Regions from separate parts of the Homo sapiens genome. Here regions 2 and 3 are each linked to region 1. Evidence: chromatin loops called from intact Hi-C (ENCODE). Cell type or tissue: mammary epithelial cell. All regions are shown on one strand. Each heading gives the region's core, and the rest is flanking DNA. Links, peaks and the distances in the headings are about the cores only.

Region 1 (5,179 bases), core at 396-4,395:
CTCTGATAAGGCACCCAGATCCTCATACCTCCCCAGCGCTGAGGTACTCAGTCCCCAGCTCTCAGGAGTGTTGGCTGCTGATGGTGCAAAGCTGAGATCCCCTCCCAGAATTGCCCTCAGCAGAAGGGAGCTGCCTCGACCAAGGTTTAGGTCCCTCCCTGGCGTTGCTGCCTGCCATAACTGGCATCCAATATGGGGTGCAAATGCTGCACTCCCGGACAGCTCTGAACGAGCAGCTCAGCTCAGAGCTCCTCAAGGGATCAGCTGATTCCATGCAACTGCCCAGCACTTAGCCTCCCCCACTTCAATCCTTCTCCCTTTTTGCCTCTCATAGATGTCTGAGAGCGTTCTTCAGTGAACATCCTGCAGGCACATCTCAGAATCTCAGATTGTTTCCCACGGAACCTGACCTGCATCGTGTAAAATACCAAACATACAGAAAAGGTTTCTCTCCCTCCTCTTCCTCCTCCCCCTTCTCCTCATCATCTTCTTCCACTTCTTCTTTTCCTAATTCCAGATAAAGACACTAACACAGAGCTTTCCCTGGCCTGTATTATGTTCTGATACCTCACCGACAATTTCTGTACCTAACTGACATTCCGTGAATGTTGGTTGAATGAGTGAATGACCAGAACATGGTTCTAACAGGCATGAGGCCATCCCATCATGAAGGTGTTTTATCCCACAGCCACCCTACTGCTGTACTGAAGCCCGTTGTCCTCAGCTATGCGACATTGGCCAAGCATTCTGGTACTTCTTTCCAACCTGTCCCTTGATGCTCTTGGTCTCATTTTTCTCTTCATTATTCCAAACTGTGGTTCTGCACATTCTTTCTCCTCCTGTGTTCTTTATTGCATCCTTTAATCTCAGTTTCTTAAGTTAAATGTGTATGAATGATGACAGAAATCCTATATTCCATACGAATACAGATATACTTGGCAAAGTACCTGCCCCAAACACAACCACCACTGTTATATAAAGGACTCATCACAGCCCCCAATTGCTGTTTTCTTCTGGTGTAGTCTTCCACCGCAAATTCTTGCATCATTTCAAAGGAGAGAAATAAGAAAGTCCCGCCTGGCTGAGTCAGGCACAGTCCTGAGTTAGGTGTTGGATTACTTGACTCATCCAATAAGACTTGTAATGTCTTGCTCAGGAAACTTGTGGAATCTCCCTCCCTGGAATTACTTTTTAAATAGAAGAAATTCTCATTTCCTAAGGTAGTTTAAAGAGAGAGGGCTCTGGCTTAAAGGCAAGAGATAAGCTTGATGACTTGGAAAGGCTAAGCTTCCACGATTTGAAGATTTTTGTGGGTTTGTGAAAACACATGAATGTAAAAACTAAATATCCTTTAACTGCAGTTTTTTGAATTGCATTAGTTATTTAAAAGTGTCAATTCAGCTTTGTCGCAGGTGTTAGTTTGTCAGCTAGCAACAGAAACAAAAGACAGCTAACGAACTCAGAAGCAGCATTTCAGGAAAAGGCACGGAACACGCAGTGGGAACAGAATTAGGGAAGAACCAGGAGAAAGGATAAATCAGGGAGCAGCAGGTCTGAAATAAACTTAGAATAAGTAGATGCCGTTACGTCTGGGCTTTTCTGGGCGGCCAAAATAGCTGTGAAATGTAAATGATAGTAATTTTGTTGTAAGAGTCTCAAAAGAAGACCAGTTGTGGCGATCATATTTTAATGCTACTGTATAGTTTCCTAGGGCTGCCGTAACAAACTACCATGGACTGGGCTTACACAACAGAAATTGATTTTCTCATAGTTCTGGAGGCTGGAAGTTGAAGATGTGGGCAAGGTCGGTTTCTCCTGAGGCCTCTGTCCTTGGCTTGCAGATGGCCGCCTTCTCCCTGTGCCCTCACGTGGTCTTCCCTCTGTGTGTGTCTGTAGTCCTCATCTCCCTTTCTGATAAGGACACCAGTCATAGTGAATTAGGGTGCACCATCGTGACCTCATTTTAACTTCATCACCACTTTAATACAGTCATATTCTGAGGTCCTGGAGGTTAGGATTTCGACATATGAATTTGGTGGTGGTTGGTGGGGGATATAAATTAGCCCATAACAGCTAACATTGCCTCCCCTGATCGCTCCGTCTGTTATCGTGAGTCAAGCTCATCCTGAGTTTTATAAACATTGCATCGTCTTTGGAGAATAAGCAGACCGTTCGGGTGGGATGGGCTGATCCACACCTGTCCCTGCTGCCCTCCTGGAAGCCTCCCCATGGAGCCTGGGAGAGGCTCTCTCGCTCTCCGTGTGCCCCAGCTGCTCCTGGCAGCCCCTTCACGCCCCAGCTCTTGCAGGTTTCTTTTCCTTGGCGGCTCCCTAGTGCCTCCCTCCTGAGCCCCCACGCGGGGGTTCCACCTGCTTGTGGTGAATTCGGACAAAGACGCCTCAATGTTGAGTAAGCTCGATGGCGACAGGGCTGCCTGGCACACACCGTGGGCACCTAGAGAGGCCCGTGTGCCATAAGCCTGAGAAGTAACCGTGAGCTGGGGTGGAGAGGGAGAGGGGATTGACAAGTTGGAGGTGTAAAGCAAGTTTTTATTGATGGAGAAGGCCCGGAGGATCTGAGTAATGCGTTCTTTCCCCCAATCCGATTTCCACATCCTGTGACTGGGAGAGGCAGGAGAAAGTCAGGAGGAGCTTGACTCACGATGACTCTAGGAAGCTCCAGCCTGAGGAAAGCAGGTCACATGGACTTCACACGCCGGGCGGAGGCGGCCTCTCCCCAGAGAGGGAAGGCCTGGCCCAGGCTCAGGATGGGATTAATTGCCCTGCTGATAGAACAGCGCAGGCCTCTTCCCCTGGGCCCAAGCCTGTGCCTGCTCTTCCTAACTACAGCAGCAGCCTGGCCTGCTGCGGCCTGAGCGGCTGGAAGTGAAACCAGGGTGAGGCGAGGCTACTGGTGGGGGAGGGAGAGAGGAGGGAACTTCTCCCAACTCCCTGTGCAAATGACTACACATCCAAATTCTGCAGCCCTGAGGGTGTGAATGTCAAAATCACCAGCAATAATGAGAAGTATTAGGGTGGCAACCCCTTCCTGCCATTTAAAGCTGTTGCCCCACCCCTCCCTGGGACACCCCTTTCTGGTTCGAAAGCTCCTCCACCCCAGGGCCCATGATTTCCTATCTTCTGGCTCTTCTACCCCCGGCCGTTCTTTAGTACCTTTATGTCCCTTTCCCTTCCTGTCCCTTAGACAAGGACCTTTCCCTGCTGTCTGCTGCCTGCTTTTCTGTTCTCCCCTCTCCTCTCTCCCTTTCCTGCAATCTTGTTCCACAGGAGGGCTCAACAGCCTGCATCTCCCCAGCCCCGCCTCTCTTGAGACTGCAGGGTCTGAATTTCCAAACGGAAGTTCCTCCAGGCAGGTGGTTCTCAGCCTCAGCTGCCCGTGATTAGAATCACCTGGGAGGATTTTAAAAATCCCAACCCCTAGGCCCTAGCCCCAGACTGATTACATTAGAATCTCTGGGGGTGGGAACCAGGCAGCGGTGGTTTGTGAAGTGGTCGTTCATTCTCCCACCTGGAGATAATTGTCTCTCTTCTGACCTCCCACAATGCTTTATCTGAACTACGCTCAGAAACCTGATAATTTTTTTTATTTTTTCGAAGTCTAGCTCAAGAACAGGACTGCTGGGTTTGACATCTACCAGCCAGGAAGCTTTAGGCAGGTTTGTTTCCTCGTTTGTAAAATGGTGGTGGGCGGGGGAGTCTAATGATAGGACTTGGCTCGTAAGGTTGTTATGAGAATGAAACACAGTTCAGTGCCTGGCACATACCAAGTAATGAATAAAAGTCCGCTTTATAGCTTTGAGTAGTAAGATTTTTGAGGGCTAAACTTGGGTCTCATTCAGTGGTTCTAGCTTTAGCCTACATAAAGATTAAATAATCTTTTTCTACATTTAAAATCTATATTTTATATTCTGTAAAGTGTATCTTAATAAGGTTGGCCAAAAATTTCTTTTTTTTTTTTAACTTTTATTTTACATTCAAGGGTACATTTGCAGGTTTGTTATATAAGTATAGATTATTTTGTGACCCGGGTAATCAGCTTAGTACCCAATAGGTAGTTTTTCAATTTCTCCCCTCATCCCACCCAGATAAACAATCTTTAACAAGCTCTGGAGAAGCTTCTTAAAAAACAAACTCTTGGACCCCATTTCCAGAGATTTTGATTCCGTAGTCTGGGATAGGATGGAGGTCCTGCATTTCTAACAAGCTCCTGGGTGATGGGTGTAGCTGGTCTGACCCACCTCTGTATCATTTCCTGCCTACGCCCTCAGCCCAGGAGCAGCATGTGGCTGACTTTGCTAGGTCTTTCCTAGAGTCCAGAGCTCAAAGATTGTTCCCCAACAGCCACCTTGATCAATCCCCAGCCCAGCTCCCCAGGCTCTAGAACCTTCCTGACTTATACCCTAAAAGCAGAGTCCAGACCACCCCTCTTGTACCAGTCCAGGGCTTTCAAGGATTTGGATGGATTCTGTCGCAAGCCTAACTTAACCCCACCCCCCAAACTCCATATCTTCATGACCTACCAGTTCTTAAATGAGAAACCACAGAACTGTACAAAGCAACAAGAATGTACAAAGCTTGCCTTCCATATCGTATTACTTTCTTGAAAAATACCCTCCTTCTCTTTCTCCTGGCTTTGGGGGCCACACAGCACTTAGTAACCCACCAGCGCTCATGGCTTGCTCTATCCCCTTGGATTTAAATTGCTGCCACGGCCAGATTGTCTCGGTGAGGCCTGCAGGTGCCCTATTTAAGGAAGAAAGTGCACCGGCTCTTCTTCGGCTGAGCAAGGCACCCTTTTGTGTGCCTTTCTTGGGAGAGCACAGAGATTCGTGGTGGTCCTCTTGACCTGATTCCAGTTTCTCTAGTGAGATTTCAGCACTAGGCATTTTTCCTAATTTTCCTTCCCAGGAAGACTCCTGACTCTGTCCACCCTGTATCTGCCTCTTTGCCTTTGAGCTGTTTATTTGGTTCTTCCAACCTCTGTGCCGTCAAGGTATCCATCTCCTTACATTCCCCTTTTAGGCTGACTCTTTATTTTGTTTCCATGTTAGCTCAAGTCCATTACACTAAATACTGTACACATTATTGTCCCCTAAACAAATTTGCTCAATCAGTCTTAGCGAGCAGGGTCAGGACCCAATGAGCTGGAAGCCCAGCCC
Region 2 (5,179 bases), core at 699-4,698, 150 kb before region 1:
TCTTCAAGCAGCTTTTATCCATTCAAAAACATCTTCTTGCATCTGAAAACTCCCATAACAAACAATAAAAGCCTTGCATGTTTTCAAGACCAATACATAGATTTCTCTTATTGCTAAATGTAATGTTCATTTTAGTGTTCAAATGCTGTATAATGCATTATTTTTGAGCTATTATTGAAACAGCGTATCTTTGTGCATGCAAATAGTTACCTTCAAATTACACTTTTGCATATTTCCAAAAGATGGAAAATGTATCCCGCAATTCTTGTCTTTAGCTATATATATATATGTATAAGCCTTTCAGTGAAGCATCATTTCCTGCAGCTAATTTATATTAGGATTTATTGTGCAAAGTTGGAGAACAGGATTTCCAGAAATCTGCTATACATAAAGTTGAATAACTGTAATTAAGAAGAATTTTGAAAATGCAATGACCTCATACAATGACAAGTGGCTGACTAAATAATAACCAAACTTGGGGCAGATACACTCAGAGAAAGAACAAATATATTAGCAGCGTAGTAAGTAAAGAGATTATAGTCCTAAAAGAAGAGGCCGATGTTTTCAGCAACTTTAAGCTGTAGAATATCTTTGGGTCAGACAATAAGGAGAAGTACTTTGGTGAGGCAATATTTGTTACTTACTTTCCCCTAGCTAAAGCTGTATACATGGATAAAAATTTCATCAGCAGTTGTATACTCAGTTTAAAAACAAAAAATCACAAACATTCCATATGCATGCATAAAAGATGCCCAGATAATTACCTATACAAGAAATAAGCTAATTGAAAGCACGAAGAAAAGTTGGGAACCTTAAGATAGTATAAATATCTACTGAGCATTTAATTAATCGCCTTTTCAAAAAGAAAGGCAAATTTAAAGATTAAAGATGATATAATTCTACTCCTTGTTAAATATTTCAGAAAAAGAAAGCCTTAGTAATACTTAATTATAATTATTAATTTGTACAATAAAAAGCAAGATGAATATCATGAAGTAATTAGAGAAGTTATATGGTATTCACCAGCCCTACCACAATTACCACACACACACACGCACACACACACACCATCACTGCCATCACAATGACTACATGCTTACACACAGCTATACATTCCAGCACCACCACCACCGCCATCATTACATGCTTATACACATACAGCCAAGTGGAGTGCCTTAAATATTTTAGAGGGAAAAAGCAAGCAAATGGCTGCACAAATTATGACATTATTAAACTGGTATATCCAGAATAGTGAACTAGTTTATTCAGTTACCACTGTGGATCCACTAATACATTATACAACTTATTTCAAGCCATTTTTCAAAAATTGCAAAATAGATTTAATTTCTTGGTATTTCATCTCTATTTCTTTCTGCTTATCTTGTTCTACATTTTTCTTCCATCTTAAATTACTTTTATTTTCTTTTATAGTCACTTTAATTTTCTATCACATTACATTTTAAGCCAATTGCTACCATCATTAGGAAGAGATTAAGAATTTTCAAGGCCAAAAACATTATCTGCTATAATAATGTGAAATCTGTGTAACAGTGCTCAAGAATACTTTCTTTCAATAAGAAAAAAATTGAACCTACTAGTTCAAATTTAAAATGAAAGATAACAAAATATCTTCCATGGATACTTCATTTATGATAATTAAAATATACATACATTTTACTCATAAACATTTTAATATATGCTTAGGACAGAACAATTTTGTCTAATTTGACTGATTTCCTACTGGTCAATCATTTTGGAGGACTTAGTTATGCTTTAAGGTAATCCTGCATAGCATTCAGGAACATATACATATGCATATGTGTTTATGTACACAAAGATCTTGACATATCTGCAGGCTACAGTCAAAATTAAATGTTCCTCTAAAGCAGTTTCTAAGTGAAAGAAAAATTTATTATTCCTTGTTTCTCTTTTTAGACTTTATAAAATGTAGACAATAAAATTACCAGTTGCCCATATAACTAATATAATCTGATGTTTCTAAAATAGTCTAAACTGCAAGGCTTATACTGTTTCATAAATATTATTTAAAATCTGTTTTTTCCATGAAATTGAAAAGCTAAAAATCCAAACTCCAATAGATAAAAAAAAAGACTAAAAAATAAGAGATGAAGAGATGGAGTTACAAAAATACCCAATTGTATAATTTGAGAGGCTGCCATGAGAACCAATGAAACTAGGGTAATAAATAGAGAAGGCTTTAGAAAAGACGCCAACATCCCAGGAAATGTGAATTGGCTGTGATGCTTATAAACCTGAGGCTTGAGGCCTCTCACTTACTGGGGATCCCTGTGAGTTCCAGGAGTTGCAGAATGTTCCAATTGCTGAAACAGGCCTAAATCTTCAAAGCTCCGGTGACTTCCTGTGATTACTTTTCTCATTCCAATAAACCTTCACATTTGTATTTAATTCTGTAATCCTAATTTTATGTTCTTTTACTTAGAATTCATTCCAACTACAGTTGTCAGAGTTACCAAATAAAATTCAGGACTCACAGTTACATGTGAAAATCAGGTAAACAGTGAATAACCTTTTAGTATAAGTATGTCATGAGCGATATTTGGGACATATATGTATTAACATTTTCTGATTTGTTTGGCTGAAATTCAGATTTAACTGGGCATCAGGAATTTCTCTGGTAACTCTATCCCCAAATTGTATACACTTCAGGCTTCATAAAACCTGAATCTGTCAGATTTTCCTCCTGGGTAAGAAATACTCAAAGAGGAAGCTTATGGGATCATTAGAATCATTCTTTTCGAATCAGAAGAAACTTTAAGGAACCTCTAGTGTCAGCCCCTCAATCCCCTTCTTTGTAGATGGAGGAACTGGTGCGAGATCAGATGGCAGCTGGGCCTAGAACTCAGTGCCCCTGAGGCTCAGGATTGCACCAGGGCCAGAGGCTCCACTCTCAGCCTCAGCCTCGCCCTTGCCTGCTGAGAAAGCTCTTGCTCCTTCTCGGGCTGCTTGGAAGCTCTGTCTGCACGCTCACTGCAGGGCAGCTTCCAGAGGAAAGCTGTGAGTCAGCAGGGTTTGGCTTGGCTCTGTATGGGTCTGCTCTCTCACCCTGACACACCAGGACACCCAGGGCCCTTGGGCTTATCTGACTGTCACTGATCTCATCGCTTTGCCTCTCCACCCATCCCTTCCTGCCCCCAGACTGGAATACCACCTCAAGATCTCTCCAAGCCCCCTTGCAAACCCACCATACCTGAAAGAGGCTGTGGAGGGCTGGTTCCAGGTAGCTGTTCCCATGATCATGAATCTTTAACCATAGAGCCCTTTGAGAATCCAATAAAAGCTATGGATTTCCTGGTTCCAAAGAGGTACAAGGGCACCAAGGCAATTTTGCATCTAATATCGAGGGACTCACAGATCTCCTAATGCCCTGTTTTGGGGCCCACGGGTTAAGCATCTCTGTATCACACCATGCTTATGCACTGACATATACAAGAAGGTTGGGCCCTACCAAAACTGCCTGTGTACATATGCCCTAACATTGAAATATACGTCTTGAGAAACCCAGGACACTCAGCCCATGGTAGAATGCATCTTGGAACACAACTAACTCATTTATGGGGACAAGAGAGCACTACAGACACTTCTGGAGGTGCTAAGTTGCATTTTAAATAAGGAACAATATTTAGGAAACCAGAGAAGTTCTCTAATAAGGGACTCCAGGCATCAAGAACAGGCTGACTGAAGCTGGGTGTGGTGAGGTGCGCCTGTATTCCCAGCTGTTCAGGAAGCTGAGGTGGGAGAATCGCTTGAGCCCAGGAGTTCAAGGCTGCAGTGAGGTATGAGTGTGCCACTGTATTCCAGCCCGGGTTCCAGAGGGAGATCTTGTCTCTTAAACAAACAAATAAACAAAAAATAGGCTTAGTGAGAAATTTCCCTCTCAAAGCACATCATGCCATTAATCCCCACACTGGCTGTGTAGAGTGCGAATAATAATGATAGTAGCTGCTAGCATTGACTAGATGCATTGACTAGTCATCCTAGACGACTGTTCACTATGTCACAGACACCATGCAAAGTACTTTGACGACACCTCTGTGAGGCAGGTATTGTTATCAATCCCTTTATTCAGGTGAGAACGTGAAAGCTGAGAGAGTTTAAATAGCTGGCTCAAAGTCAAGCAGGTTCAAACCCAGGAAGATATGAAGCCATCTTACTCTATGCAGACTTCCATGAGGAGTCCACAGTTGTCCCTTTGAAAGTTGAGTTACGGCCGCTGGGTTGGAGACAGCAGGCTGCAATATCTGCTCTGCTCACTAGTCACTCTTCTTTTTGCCCTCTGGGCAAACATCTGGTGAAGGAAAAATCCAGTGGTTGCTTGAGGGTGTTCATTCCGGGAAAATTTAGGAGGGTGATTAGAGCAAACTGGTCAAAACAGAAAAGTCTGGATCCTTTTTTTTTTTTAAGGAGTGTGGAATTTGCTCAGCTTTTTTCTCCTCGAAATTTTCTTTAAAAACAGTTTCAGGTTGAGAATCCCTTATCCGAAATGCTTGGAACCAAAAGCGTCTGGATTTGACTTTGGGATTTTTTTGGATTTTGGAATATTTGCATATGCATAATGAGATATCTTGGGGATGGGACCCAAGACTAAACAGGAAATTCATTTATGTTTCGTATACACCTTATGCACATAAGCCTGAAGGTAATTTTATTTTTCCCTTAAGGACGCTGGATAACCTTGCGGGGTGCACTTGTGTTTTGACTGCTGCTGGCCACATGAGGTCCAGTGTGGAATTTTCCACTTGTGTCATAACAGCAGCCATGAAGTTTTGGGTTTTGAGCATTTAGGATTTTTGGATTAGAAATGTTCAATCTGTACTACAACAAAAGAGGTAGGCCTACTGTCTCAGCAACAGAAGTGAATGAATAAGCCCTGGTATTTCAGAAACTTAAAAAAAAAAATCACATATATCCCATCTTTTGGCCTGGTGACCTGAGGCAGCTGTTTAGGTGATAGAAAATACTAAACTAATTGTGATTTGGCTTGATCATCTAAACACGAATGTGATCCAGGAATAAGTCATCTCCAGCCCAGCCCCACTGTGTCATCTGCCAGACGTCCCTCACTGTAGATCCTCTCGGCAGAGACAGCTAATGGTCCCTCATCCCTCTTTACCCCTCCCTCATCCCAGCTTCCAGCCTC
Region 3 (5,179 bases), core at 699-4,698, 71 kb after region 1:
AGCCACTGCCTTTGTTCCAAGCTTCCTTGCAAAGCCACTGCCCAGCCATGCAAGTGCTCAGCACATTTTATGGCATGACCAACTGCCTGGTCCCTTTGGGTGCAATAGCAGAGGTGACTTTGGGGTGGAGTGTGGAGCCAGGCTCTGGGAACGGCTCAGATGCCCCTGCAAAGCTTTCTGGTGGAGCTGTCTCCTGTCTCCCTGGGACCTCAGTGCACTTCCTTAGCAAGAGCCCAGACTACTGGAGCCAGGGAGGCACCTTGTGGGAATTGTGCCAACAAATGACCTTTGGACTTGAACTGTGGCCTGGCTCTCTCCTGGGTCTCCAGCCTGCTGGCCTGCCCTGATAATTTGGGACTTGCCAGCCTCCATCATCACGGGAACCAAGCCCTTAAAATAAATCTCTTTCTAGGTACATACACATCCCATTGATCCAGCTTCTCTGGAGATCCCTGACTGCTACACTCTTCCTTGGCTCCCCTGGCCTCACCTCCTTTCTCTGGATCCTCCCACCCTCCACTCTCTGCGTCGTTTGCCTGCAGTGTCTGTGACTCATAGGCCTATAATAATCCTTCCGCTTCTGCTTGCCAAACTCTCCTCTTTTCATTCAAGAGTCTCCCCAAATCCCACATCATCCCATCAAGGAAACAACAGTCTCTCCTCCCTAGGATGAAGCCATTCATGGAGCAGATTTCAGAAAGAAAACTCTGTCTGTATGAGTGTTTCTTTGAAAATTCATGTTGGAGACTATTCCACGCATGACAGTGAGGGGACTTGGTGTTCCACAGGCTCTGTCTCAGAGGCCAGGCTACAGGGCTCCCCGTCTGCTCTGCACAGGTCTGCATTTGGCACATGGTCTCATATGGCTAGTGGTGCCTACCAGATGGTGGTCTGGGGCGTGGCCTCCTGAACAAGCTACTGAAGGCCACTGTCCTGCATGGCTACAGATTTCACAACCAACCCTATGCCACCAGCCTGTTCATATGACATTGCTTAAGGCAAGGAGCAGTCAGGGAAAATCCCTGAGCATGCGTTCTCTCAGCTGTGGGCCACCATGTCTTCCTCCTGTGAAGGATGAAGGGTTGAGGAGGCACTATCCTTCCCTTCCTACCACACATGTAGAGGGGCCCCTGTCGTGTTACTGCAACCACCATTAAGCCACATTCTCAGTGGACATTGCACAGCCATCGGACATGCTGCCTCAAAGCTCCACCTACAAGCTATGGCCCCAGAGACCCCTGAATGCCATAGACAGCTGGTGGTATCCCAGGGACAAAGAAAGCCCAAAGTATATGTTCACATCGCGGGGATACTAAAGCGTCAGAGTGAAAGAACATAAGCTTTACAGATACTCTAAATTCGGTTAGTCCCATTTCCACAGCATTTGCCATCTTGGGTGACTCATTCAACCTTTCAGAGCTAGGTTTCCTCATATATAGAGGAGGAACGCAATACCTGCTTTGTGTTAGTGCTACTGAGAAGAAGGATGATGATGTTGATAATAATAATAGGCTGAGGACATTCTGCCCAGTGTTAGCATCCAATAAATACCCGTTTCTTTCTCTGTTCTCTTAACTAAAAGCCTCTACTAATCCAGTGGAGGCTACTTATGGGTCATAATTTGAACACCTGGGAGAGGTAGTGTGAAATCATAGTATAGAGGAGCTGATGGCAGCACTACGATGCAGACGGCATTCACGGAAGGGGAGTTGATGACAGGACTAGGATGCAGAAGGCGTTCATGCAAGGGGAGCTGATGGCAGCACTAGGATGCAGATGGCGTTCATGGAAGGGGACCTGATGGCAGGACTAGGATGCAGAAGGCGTTCATGGAAGGGAAGCTCCCTTACTGTCCGCATGGCTTCACAGCATCAACAAGAGGGTCCCAAATCACATGTTCCAGCACCCATTCCCCAACTTGAAGTCCCAACACAATAAAAATAAAGGAAGGCAATGAAATATTGTAAATGCCATGGAGTCTAGAAATCCTAGATTTTAGAACCCTCTAAGTCTATGCAAAGCATTAACATTTCAACACATAACCCAATTTCAGGAGGCTTACACAAAGGAAAAGCAGTCCATTGCAGCGCCCTCCTTCTTCCCACTGGTGTATAGGAATGCCTCCTAAGCAGTCGTGGCCTTACAGAGCCCTAGAGACAAATTCATTTTGCTTTTTTGTTTTATTATTGTTATTATTATTATTATTATTATTATTATTATTATTATTATTTGAGATGGACTATTGCTCTGTCACCCTGGCTGGAGTGCAGTGGCGTGATCTCGGCTCACTGCAATCTCTACCTCCTGGGTTCAAGCAATTCTCATGCCTCAGCCTCCCGAGTAGCTGGGATTAAAGGCACTCGCCACCACACCTGGCTAATTTTTGTATTTTTAATAGAAACGGGATTTCGCCATGTTGGCCAGGCTGGTTTCAAACTCCTGACCTCAGGTGATCCACCCTCCTCGGCCTCCCAAATTGTTGGAATTATAGGCGTAAGCCTCAGCGCCTGGCCTCATTTTGCAATTAACAAAATACAAGGAGGCCCTCCTTGATATTTGGAGATAGAGTATTTCAAGCACATTTGATGAATTTCTATCTTCTTATGTTGTGATAAGAAGGCTTGGCAGGATGTTTTTACAATTGTAGTATACATTTCATGGGGAGGAAAGGAAATACCTATATATGTGTGTATTTTATATATACAAAATATAAAATGAAAAAATGCAGTTGAACATATATATATATATATATATATATATATATATATTCTCTTCTGGTTTTCAACTGCATGTTTACATTATCTCATGTTTGGGTCTAGGCCTGTTATTAAATGGGAAGATGAGAGCCCTCTGGTGGCTAAATGGACTCTTCTTTTTTTTAAGAGATAGTAAAACTAATTATCTTGTGTTTTGAAAATTCTATACCTTGTTCCAGTTAGCAATTTGCTGCATAAACTTCATCTTTTCTCCACTTTTCTCCACTGTTCTTCATCTTTTCTCCTCACCCTTGAGTAAAGACATAATGAGATATTACATTTTCAACCTCTTTGATGCTCACACTTTGCATTTAGGCAAATAGTTAATCCACCTTCTGAAAAGATAAAACAGTGTTTTAGAAATTTGATTTTCAGACACTCATCTAACAAATATTTATGGGGCATCTATAACAAGTAAGACACCATTCTAAGTACTGTAAGAGCTATAAGAAAATTTATAATATAACATCTAGTTGCAAGAAGCTTATAGTAGAGTATAAAAAAGAACAGCCTTGACTTTTTAAAAATGTATTTTTTTCTATAAACTTTAATCATTTTATCAAATACATAAGTTTTCTTATCAGAGGTATTCTCCTAGGTTCCCTATCTTCCATCTACTCGGGTGCCTGTAGCAAGAAGTGGATCATCAAGTTGAACTCTTCCTTCTCCCACTGTCCAATCCAATGATTCATCATGTCCTGCCAGCTCTACTTCTCTTTATTTCTATTGATGCCAACTTAGATCAGGGCACCTAAATTTCAGGTCATTACTATATCCTTTTATTTATTTTATTTTATTTTATTTTTATTTTTATTTTTTATTTTTTATTGAGACAGGGTCTCTCTCTATCACCCAGACTGGAATGCAGTGGCACAATCACAGCTCACTGCAGCCTCGACCTCCTGGGCTCAAACAATCCTCTCGCCTCAGCCTCCTCAGTAGCTGGGACTACAGGGATGTGCCACCATAAGAGGCTAATTTTTAAATTTTTTGTAGAGACAGGGTACTCCCTACGTTGCCCAGGCTTATGGTATGCTTTTTAGAAATGTATTTTTAAGTTATTTTTGAGTGGTTGATACATGTACATAGTATAGAATTCAACATATACAATAACAAATGCATAACAGGTAAGTCTCCCTCACACTCCTACACCGTACACACCTGGTTCCCTTCTACAAAACAGCTACAAGTATCAACCCTTTGGATATACTTGTAGAGATATTCGGTTCACATGCAAGCATGTATGTATTTTTCTCACAAATGATGACACGCAGTTCAGTGCCTTGCTTTTACATCTTTCAGTACCTGTTGGAGAAAATCCTAAATCAGTGTAAAGAGGGCTGCTTCATTCTTTTTCAAGAGATGCATAGAATTCTATTATATGTATGTATATTACCATAATTTATTTAATCAATTCTCTATTGATAGAAATTCAGATGGTTTCCAATCTTTTACTATTACAAGTCAATGCTGCAATAAATATCTTCTTGCAGACATCATTTTTGCACGTGTGCCAGAATATACTTAGAATAAATTCCTAGAAGTGAAATTATTGGATCAAAGGATATGTATATTTTTACTTTTGATAGTTATTGCCAAATTATTCTTCATAGAGGTTTTACCAAAGTCTACGCTCGCTGACAAAATATGAGGCTCTGTTTCCCCAAATTCTCAACTATACCGTGAGTTAGAACTTTGTGTTTTATCTTTACCAATCTTATGGGTAGAAATGGTGCCCCAATACAGTTTTAAGTTACATTATTCTTAATTTGAGCGAGGTCAAGCATCTTTTGATGTTTATGATGTATTTTAACATAAAGATACACCTTTGTCCTTATCTTTACTATACATGGATTTAGTTATACGTGTCTCCTTATATCTCTTGTTCATTTTTCTGCTTGGGGTTTGTTTTTTGCTTGTCTTATTGAACTGTAGGAGTTTGTGGCAGGCAGCTTCCAAGATGGCCCCAGATGACTCCATCTCCTGATATCCACACCCTGACACACTCCCCCTCCCACATCGTACCACAGTTGCTCTGTGTGACCAATAAAATATGGCAGAAGAGATGGTATGCCATTCCCAAGATTAGCGCATAAAAGATAATCAGCTTCTGTCTTGGTGGCTCTCTCAATCTCACTTGCTCTGGGGGACACCAGTAGCCAGGTCTTGAGCAGCCCTGGATAAAGAAGACCACGTGGTGAGAAGCAGAGGCTCTTTTGAGAGTTTCATGAATGACCTTAGCCAGGGTCCTTCAGCCTCGGGTAAGCCTTAGAAAGACCCAGCCCTGACTGATGTCTCCACTGCAACATCCTGAGAGACCCTGAGCTGGAATCACTCAGTTAATATGCTCCCAGATTCCTGACCCACAGGAATTTTGAGATTATAAGTATTTGTTGCCCTAGGATATTAAGTTTTAAGGCAAT

What was found. A loop is a pair of places that touch in the nucleus more often than their neighbours do. Peaks named below come from ENCODE experiments on the same cell type or tissue, not always from the same donor. Only the 100,000 strongest peaks of a DNase experiment are listed, where the experiment ranks them.
Region 2: it touches region 1 in a loop (8-fold over the local background); 3 of 110 quality-filtered maps call a loop at or near these places.
Region 3: a loop joins it to region 1, with 6 times the contacts of the local background. A loop is called at or near these places in 12 of 110 quality-filtered maps.

The regions. Positions count from the first base shown.
Region 1 is chr6:11,768,528-11,773,706 of GRCh38, reverse strand. The region is part of intron 1 of ADTRP (androgen dependent TFPI regulating protein); the gene reads left to right. Among named protein-coding and RNA genes, the nearest start is that of ADTRP, 7.7 kb to the left of the region's middle. RefSeq lists enhancers at 2,174-2,697, 2,517-2,811, 2,698-3,219, 3,220-3,743. In mammary epithelial cell, for the core only: no CTCF peak of the experiment used is centred there; DNase peaks (open chromatin) are centred at 1,086, 2,046, 2,796, 4,266 and 1 weaker place; H3K4me3 peaks cover 670 bases; H3K27ac peaks cover 4,000 bases.
Region 2 is chr6:11,919,051-11,924,229 of GRCh38, reverse strand. No RefSeq gene overlaps it. Among named protein-coding and RNA genes, the nearest start is that of HIVEP1, 91 kb to the left of the region's middle. In mammary epithelial cell, for the core only: no CTCF peak of the experiment used is centred there; a DNase peak (open chromatin) is centred at 3,009; H3K27ac peaks cover 530 bases.
Region 3 is chr6:11,698,010-11,703,188 of GRCh38, reverse strand. It overlaps LOC340184 (a long non-coding RNA gene), which reads right to left. Exons shown (of 3, transcript XR_001743973.2): 2 at 2,926-3,006. Among named protein-coding and RNA genes, the nearest start is that of ADTRP, 78 kb to the left of the region's middle. In mammary epithelial cell, for the core only: a CTCF peak has its summit at 2,852 (motif pointing left); a DNase peak (open chromatin) is centred at 1,418.